Regions from separate parts of the Homo sapiens genome. Here region 2 is linked to region 1. The links are chromatin loops, found by intact Hi-C in ENCODE. Cell type or tissue: MCF 10A. All regions are shown on one strand. Links, peaks and the distances in the headings refer to the core of each region. The heading gives the core; the rest is flanking DNA.

What was found. A loop is a pair of places that touch in the nucleus more often than their neighbours do. Peaks named below come from ENCODE experiments on the same cell type or tissue, not always from the same donor. Only the 100,000 strongest peaks of a DNase experiment are listed, where the experiment ranks them.
Region 2: a loop joins it to region 1, with 4 times the contacts of the local background. A loop is called at or near these places in 3 of 110 quality-filtered maps.

The regions. Positions count from the first base shown.
Region 1 is chr9:35,475,341-35,479,512 of GRCh38, forward strand. It overlaps the pseudogene ATP8B5P. Among named protein-coding and RNA genes, the nearest start is that of RUSC2, 13 kb to the right of the region's middle. In MCF 10A, for the core only: a CTCF peak has its summit at 2,094 (motif pointing left); a DNase peak (open chromatin) is centred at 2,081.
Region 2 is chr9:35,159,838-35,163,484 of GRCh38, forward strand. UNC13B (unc-13 homolog B) reads left to right here and starts at 2,172. Exons shown (of 40, transcript NM_001371189.2): 1 at 2,172-2,468. The coding sequence starts at 2,447. RefSeq lists a silencer at 2,038-2,167. In MCF 10A, for the core only: no CTCF peak of the experiment used is centred there; a DNase peak (open chromatin) is centred at 2,084.

The DNA of each region.
Region 1 (4,172 bases), core at 1,018-3,517:
GAGTAAATCCCTCCTGGAGTTTCTTTCCTCTCCTTCTGTCCACTACTGATTGACCGTAACACATTTTTCACTAAATCACTGGAATTTTTGTTCTCTTATAAACAAACTTACCTATAGCCTCAATCCCTTCATTAATTGAAACATGATTTTCCCTGAGAACATTCCTTTTTCTTCCATCTCTCTCATACTCTGCATACCATAAACTCTGGATACCATAAGCCCAAAGGTGTTGCCCTCATTATCCTGTGCCATGTTTAACCATTAGTTTTTCTCTCCTACACAATCTTTCTTCCTGTGATGCTTATGACTTCTGGCTATACTCATCTGTAACTCTTCTTGTTGTTGATATCTAGGAAGCTTCTGGCTTCTACACCCCATTCATTGAGGGCTTTGAAACTTCTCCCTCCCCTCCCAACCACTGCTATTGTTTTGGGTGGTATTGTCATCCTTATGGACGACCTATCACTGTAGACTCTTTCAGGTCTCTGAAAGAATCCTTCAGATGATCTCTTGGACAAAAAAAAAAAAAAATCTGTATCACCCATTTCCATGTTACCATGTAATTGTCCAGAGTTGTACTAATGTGGAATTATAAACTTTCTTTTCACAATCTTTGATCACAAACCTTATTCCTCCATATTCTCAGTACATGGCTCGTACTTGAGATTTTTAAAAGTATTCCTGCTTTTTTATCTCATGGAGATTTATAAACCCTTGGCTTTCTTTTTTCTCCAGTCTATCAATTCCTTATGACTTTACTTCCTTTCCTAGCTTGCCTGTCTGTACCCTGGGATCATAAGCATCCTCAGTACCTTACTAGTTCTCCTTTTCTTCTCTTTAATCACTGAACAAATCTCAACCTTGAATTAACCAAACCATCGACCCTGCTCTGTTTCTAATTTGAGAGTGTTAAGCACTATTTTGGAGATCATAAAACCATTACAAATTCAGAGACTCCACTGTCCTCTGTCCCAGTGCCACTTGGCAAATTTTTCACCATTTTGTAATTGGCTTCATATTTTATTCTCCGTATCAGCTTTTCTAAACAATCACCATTCTCAGACCTTCTACCACACTCTCCTGGCTCCCCAGTACGTAGCAAATGATACTGCCTTCTATTTTACTGAGAAAAATCCAAACTATCAGCTAAATATCCTCCTCTGTACATATATTTTAACCCGCCTTTACCTCCTTTCCTTCAGTCTCAAAAGAAGTATAACTTTTTCCTTCAGTACTAATCTATATATTGTAGTTTCCATCCCTTCCTACTTCTTCAGGAACCTCAGTCAATCCTGTATTCTCTCTTTCTTAATATCTGACTATCCCCTTATATGATTCTTTCCCCTCAGCTCGTCTTTTTTTTTTTTCCCCGCGGAGTCTGGCTGCATCCCCCAGGCTGGAGTGCGGCGGCACGATCTCAGCTCACTGCAGCCTCCGCCTCCTAGGCTCAGGTGATTGTCATGCCTCAGCCTCCTAAGTAGCTAGGATTACAGGCGTGGCCACCACACCTGGGTTAAACTTTCCCTTAAGCTGTTTTCACTGATGTTGAGACTTAGAATTTCCAAACATATGTAGTGGGAACAAATTCCTGGATCTTGGAGTTTTCTTAGCATCCAAAGTCATCTTTTTGGAACAGGCTAAGCCTCAAGGAGCCTCTGGGTCATGCCAGATAGGCCAGATATGGCGTTCACCTATAGCCATACTCGGAAATACAGCTTCCCTTTGCTTCTCCTTCCCCACTCAGACAGCCTGTACTCCTGACCCCAACACACACACAATTGTTACTTTGATGAATTCATTCCACATTTGAATGTGAAACCTCCCCCACCTTAGTGGGGAGAAGCAACACCTGGATTTTGATGCTCTAAGAGGAGTCCCTTTTCCTATGAGAAGTTTTTCAGAAGCATCTCAAGGATTCCCAAGAGAAACAACCTCAGAAACAATTATCTTGGGAGTCCTACTTTTGTTGCCATAGAGTCCAGGAATAACAGGCCAGTCAGCAAATAGTAGCAGATTTGTATTCTCCCAAGCCCTAGCAAAGCCAGTCGGCTTTGTGGGAGGCATATGTGTATGCATGTGTTGCTGCTGACCTCTTGTGGCTAATAAAGAAAAAGCCCTCTCTAGGTCCCAGGATGGAGCGTCCAGCCAGGGAAGGGTCATTGGGTCTATTCTGCTTGCCAATATTAGGCGGTATGCAGTGCTACAGAAGCCACTGAATGCCACTAAGCAAGTAAAGAGTCCAAAGACTGGGCAAAGTGGCTCACACCTGTAATTCCAACACTTTGGGAGGCCGAGGCAGGTGGATCAACTGAGGTCAGAAGTTCAAGACCAGCCTGTCCAACATGGCAAAACCCCGTCTCTACAAAAAATACAAAAATTAACTGGGTGTGGTGGTGGGTGCCTGTAGTCCCAGCTACTCTGGAGGCTGAGGCAGGAGAATTGCTTGAACCCAGGAGGCAGAGGTTACAGTGAGCTGAGATCACACCACTGCACTCCAGCCTGGGTGACAGAGCAAGACTCCATCTCAAAAAAAAAAAAAAAAAAAAGTACAAAGGTTTACCTGCCTAGGAATGCAGGGGTACAGCTAGCATTCCCTAGCAATCACTCTGTGTCCTTTCTGTGCGGGGCTGTATAGGTTATGGTGGGATTGGTCCAGATCCACCTTGAAAGCTTGGTGTGGCCTTACTCTATCCTAGGACCTAGGGTTCTAATAAAGTAGGATCAAGTAGAGACTGGGGTCAACATTCTCAGTCAGGTTTCTCCTGCTGTAGGTTAATGTGTGTGGGGGTGGGGCGGGGGGGCAGGGGTCGAGGGATGAAGGTGGCTATCTTGGACCTGGAAGGTGGAGCTGGGACTGTAGAGAAGAGAGGAGCCTACAAAATCTCCTTGGTATTCTTCCAGACAGTTTATGAGACCTGGTTTATCACATGCTACAGTCTGGTCTACACTTCCCTCCCTGTCCTGTGCATGAGTCTGTTTGATCAGGTAAGATCCAGCAGCAAGCCCCTGGTCAGCGTTGAAGCCCCTGGGCCCTTGAGGAATATCCCTAAGAATGAAGAATACAGCAAGAGCTGGGCTCTACAAAATCCAGTGTAAAGGGAATAATTTCCAGAGCGGGGAAAAGAGCTCATCACCTAGATAGGTATCATGAGATAAAGTAAAAAATCCTCCTCAACAGAGAATAATCCTCAGTTTTAGCCAAGTTTTCCTGTATCAATTTTATCTTTGTAGAGAGAAACATGGAAATTGTGCTGTACAGTAAATTGAGTATATATAAAAGTAATTAAAATATATATGGAAAAATAAGGAAAAATTAAATAACATAAGCAGAATATGAATGGAAAAAAATAAAGAAAAGAAAATAGAGTTATTGGGGTAGGACTGGGTAACGTATGGGACTTCAAAAAGGAGAGACTCCTTCAGCGATAATGAGGATGAGATAAGCCAAAGCAGGAGGGCCTGGGAGGGAGTCCTGAAGGCCAGGCATGGGAGTATGGGTGTGATAGTTTATATCATAAGGAGCCAGACTAAGGGATACCGTCTGTCCCTGTCAGAAATTGAGGGTCCTGGGACCCTACCTCTCCCTTGTCTTCTACCCCAACCTCTAGTCCTGGGCACATGGAGTAGAAAATGAGTCTCCAAAAAGGAATAAAGTAGCTGAAATAGGACATCATGGGATCATGGCTCTTGGTCTCCATGGGAAATAGCTCTAAAGGAAATTCTCCAGGAAGTAACTGCTAACCTCAGAACAACAAGAGGGGTGGGTTGTATTACTCAACAGTCCATCCAGCTTCAGTGGCCTAATTCTAGGGATCCATCTCTGAAGCCAGCCCCAAGCTTTGTATCCAAAGTTTCAGAGTTAGGAGATGAAGATGATCCAATGACATCCACTTTGAGTAATTTTTTCACCTTCAGTTCACCAGTAGCTATGGGAGTGGGAGAAACCTCACAGAACATGAATACCTCTAAAAGACTAACTGGTCCCCATTGATGTTGCTTTCTCCCATATTGACTTTTGGCATAAAGAATATTCAACTATGGCCGGGTACGGTGGCTCACACCTGTAACCCCAGCACTTTGGGAGGCCGAGGCAGGTGGATCATTTGAGGTCAGGAGTTTGAGACCAGCTTGGCCAACATGGCGAAACCCCATCTCTACTAAAAATATAAAAA
Region 2 (3,647 bases), core at 912-3,411, 320 kb before region 1:
ACAGTGCAAGGTCATCTCTGGCACCCAAAGCCAAAAAGGTCAGGTCATGCAATACAGGAAAACAGAGCTTTAGACCTAAGAAGAATCTGCCCATGACTCTTGAAATCCCACAAAGCCAAGAGAACACCCCAAAAGGGGGTGAGTGGCACCTTTGTTCTAAATTCTTTTTTTTTTTTTGAGATAGAGTCTTGCCCTGTCACCCAGGCTGGAGTGCAATGGCACGATCTCAGCTCACTGCAACCTCCGCCTCCCAGGTTCAAGTGATTCTCCTGCCTCTGCCTCCTGAGTAGCTGGGATTACAGGCACGTGCCACCATGCCTGGCTAACTTTTTTTGTATCTTTAGTCGAGACAGGGTTTCATCATGTTGGCGAGGCTGAGTCTCGAACTCCTGACCTCGTGATCCGCCCACCTCGGCCTCCCAAAGTGCTGGGATTACAGGCGTGAACCATGGCGCCCGGCCTAAATTCTTTAAAGAGGTTCAAGTCATTAGAAGCCTTCTCTCGATTTTTTGGTAATGCAGATGGCAAAGGGTGAAGGAGGTATAGGGTGGAAGAAAAGTAAACAAAAGAACAATTGAATTTTTTTTTTTTTTTTTTTTAATTTGAGACAGAGTCTCACACTGTAGCTCAGGCTGGAGTGCAATGGCTCGATCTCCACTCACTGCAACCTGCGCCTCCTGGTTCAAGCAATTCTCCTGCCTCAGCCTCCCGAGTAGCTGGGATTACAGGCACCCGCCACCATGCCCGGCTAATTTTTTTTGTATTTTCAGTAGAGACAGGGTTTCACTATGTTGGCCAGGCTGGCCTTGAACTCCTGACCTCGTGATCCGCCCGCCTCGGCCTCCCAAAGTGCTAGGATTACAGGTGTGAGCCACCGCGCCCGGCCTAAGAACAGTTTAATTTTTAAGACCAGGAAGCAAACACAGAAACCAAATACATGGTTTTTTGTTTTCTGTTTGTTTTTTCTTTTGCAGCTGTGAGGAATTTTACTCAAATTAGATAGGCCTTGTTACCCATAATTTGGAATTCTCACTTGGATTTGACCAAGTGAAGTAGAGTTGGTCAATGGGAAAAAGACAAACAAAATAAAAAAAAACCCAACAATATGATCACTGAGCACTCTAATGGTAAGCAGAAATTAAGACCAGCTGGTTGTTAACTTTAGCCAAGACAAAAATCCCTATTCAGCTACTTACCTAGGGGTGCGTCTCAGGCTGAAAACGGCTGTCTACCATCCCAGAAGTAGGAAAAAAACCCCTCATCTTCCCTGTTGGAAGTGAGCTCAAACTCCATAAAAGAGTTACCTGCCTTCCCTCGTCATGGAAGCAGGAAAACTTGCCTTCCTTGTTGGAAGCAAGTAAAACTCCAAAATAATAATAATAATAATAATAATAATAATAATAATAGAGGGAGTTGTACAACAAAATGAACTTTAGATCTCGACCAAATTTTGGGAGATCAGGGATTCTCTGGAGGGGGTGCTCCTAGACCTTAGCAAATTGTCCTGTTGGTTTGAGCCATGGAGTTAGCTCATGTTGGTACCAAGCATGGATAGGAGATTTGTCAAAGATCAGAGGTATCTCCACTCACAATCCCTCCGTGGTTACCATCCTTCATTCAGTAAATATTTACGGACTGATTACCATACACTAGGCACTATTCCAGACATTGGAGATACAATGATGAGCATAAAAAACGGTCTAGATAAGAACTGAGGTCTCCAGACATACTTTATGCCCACTCAGTTTTGTCTTTTGCCCTAGTTGCTAAACAAAACTTAACTTTGCTGTGCGGTGCGACTTCGTTAACTTAAAATTACAGGCTGTCAGCTATGACCGCTAGACTCTAAGAAAGTCCAGTGGAAATCCTTCAATGAAAAGAATCTGTTCTTGGGTGGAAGCCCCGCTCATGCAGGAGGAACAGAGGGCTTCCATTCTCGCGTCACACAACTGAGGGTCAACCCCTTGCTCCCTGCAGTAAGCCTGATTAGTGGGCGGAGCTTCCTTCAGGATCGCAAGAAAGAAAGGAGGAAGGGGACCCCGCCTCCTACGTGCTCGCGGGGGGGGGCGGGGTCGGTGGACTGGGCGTGAGTTAATTGGCTGGGGGGCGGGGCACCACGGGTTGGCTCCGCCCAGGCGCTCGCGCGGATCCCGGGTGGAATGACGGGAGGGAGTCCCGGCAGCTCCTACCTCCCAGCGATGGCGTCGCTGTGCCGCGCCCAGTCCCCAGCCTGCCGGCCGGTACTCACCGCTACCCGGAGTTCGCTCAGACGGTGAGATTTGGGGCGGGTCCGAGGCAGCGGCGGGACGCTACCTGCGACCGGGACCATGAGGAGCTGCCAGACCCGTGGGGCCGGTAACGAGAGCAGTCGCGGCACCTGCTGAGAGGAAAGAGGGAGCGGTCCGGCGCGGCTGGGGCGCGGCAGAGGCTTGCCCGATCCTCGGCCATGTCACTGCTCTGCGTGCGCGGTGAGTGCGCGGACTGAGGCGGGGAGGCGGGGTGTCGGCGTAGAGGTCCCCGCACCCTTCCAGTGGACGTCCGGTGACCGTCTCACCCAAACTTTACATCCCGTCCGTGCTTTGGGGGTCTATTATTTTGGCAATCACTTAACAATCACTTGAGTTCTTTCCACTTTCTTGTTTTCCCCCAAGCTCCTGCAAGGGACGATTAGCTCTCCATTCTGGTAGCCATGTGACAATGTTGTTGGACTGCAGGCTCAGATCCTATTAAACAGTGACTGGGGTTCTCTAGTGAGAGTGGACGAGTTAGAAGACCGCGGATGGTTGGTGCCTGTGAATGGTGGGCAGCCTCTCATTCTTTTCCTCCTCCTCGCACCGTAACGCTACAGTATGCTTAGTAGCAGGTTCTTTTTATCACACTTTGAATGCGTTAGTGGTACAGCTGTCACATCCCTTCTATTGCTTGTCTTGTCCCCTGCCACTTCCCTGAACACTAACCGGTAGTATAGGCTAAGATTATTCTTCTGTTCCACTTGGGAGGATGTGGTGACTGCTTTTGAGGATAAGAGGTATGATTTATTTTTATTTTTATTTTAGCTTGCCTCACAGTAACTCAAGGTGAAGGGCCATTATTGCTTTTCCCCTGAGGACACTTGACCCATCTAAGAAGATATCTTAAAGCAAGAGCTTTGGGGTTTAAGATGAGGCATGGTACGCGAACTAAGTTCTATGTGGGTAGAGACTGTTTCTTATTAGTTTTTGTATTCCTGGTGTCTGACGTAGTAGAAGCTTAATGCTGGTTTTGAATGAATGCAAGTACTGTGACTTCAGAGAGATTATCTGATCAGGAAAACACAGGGTTTGGATTAGCCATTGAATTTGATCTCGGGAAATTCAGGTTACAGCCTATCATATCTGATGTGTCTTGATTATGAATGAGAGAGCATTTATCAACTAGAGCCTTTACCTGATATCTTTTACTGGAGAGTTCATATTTCTTTTGGCTCTACAGATTAGAAGCATTGTTGTTGTTTGTGATTTCTCCAATAACGATGTTTCCCCCAGCTACTGGCAGATGAAACTGCTTTGCTCTGTTCTCTTCCACTATTTTGTTGAATCTGCATTAACCAAAATGGATTTGGCCATTTCCCGGGATTATGAGATATACAGTTTTTCTTCTTTCATGGT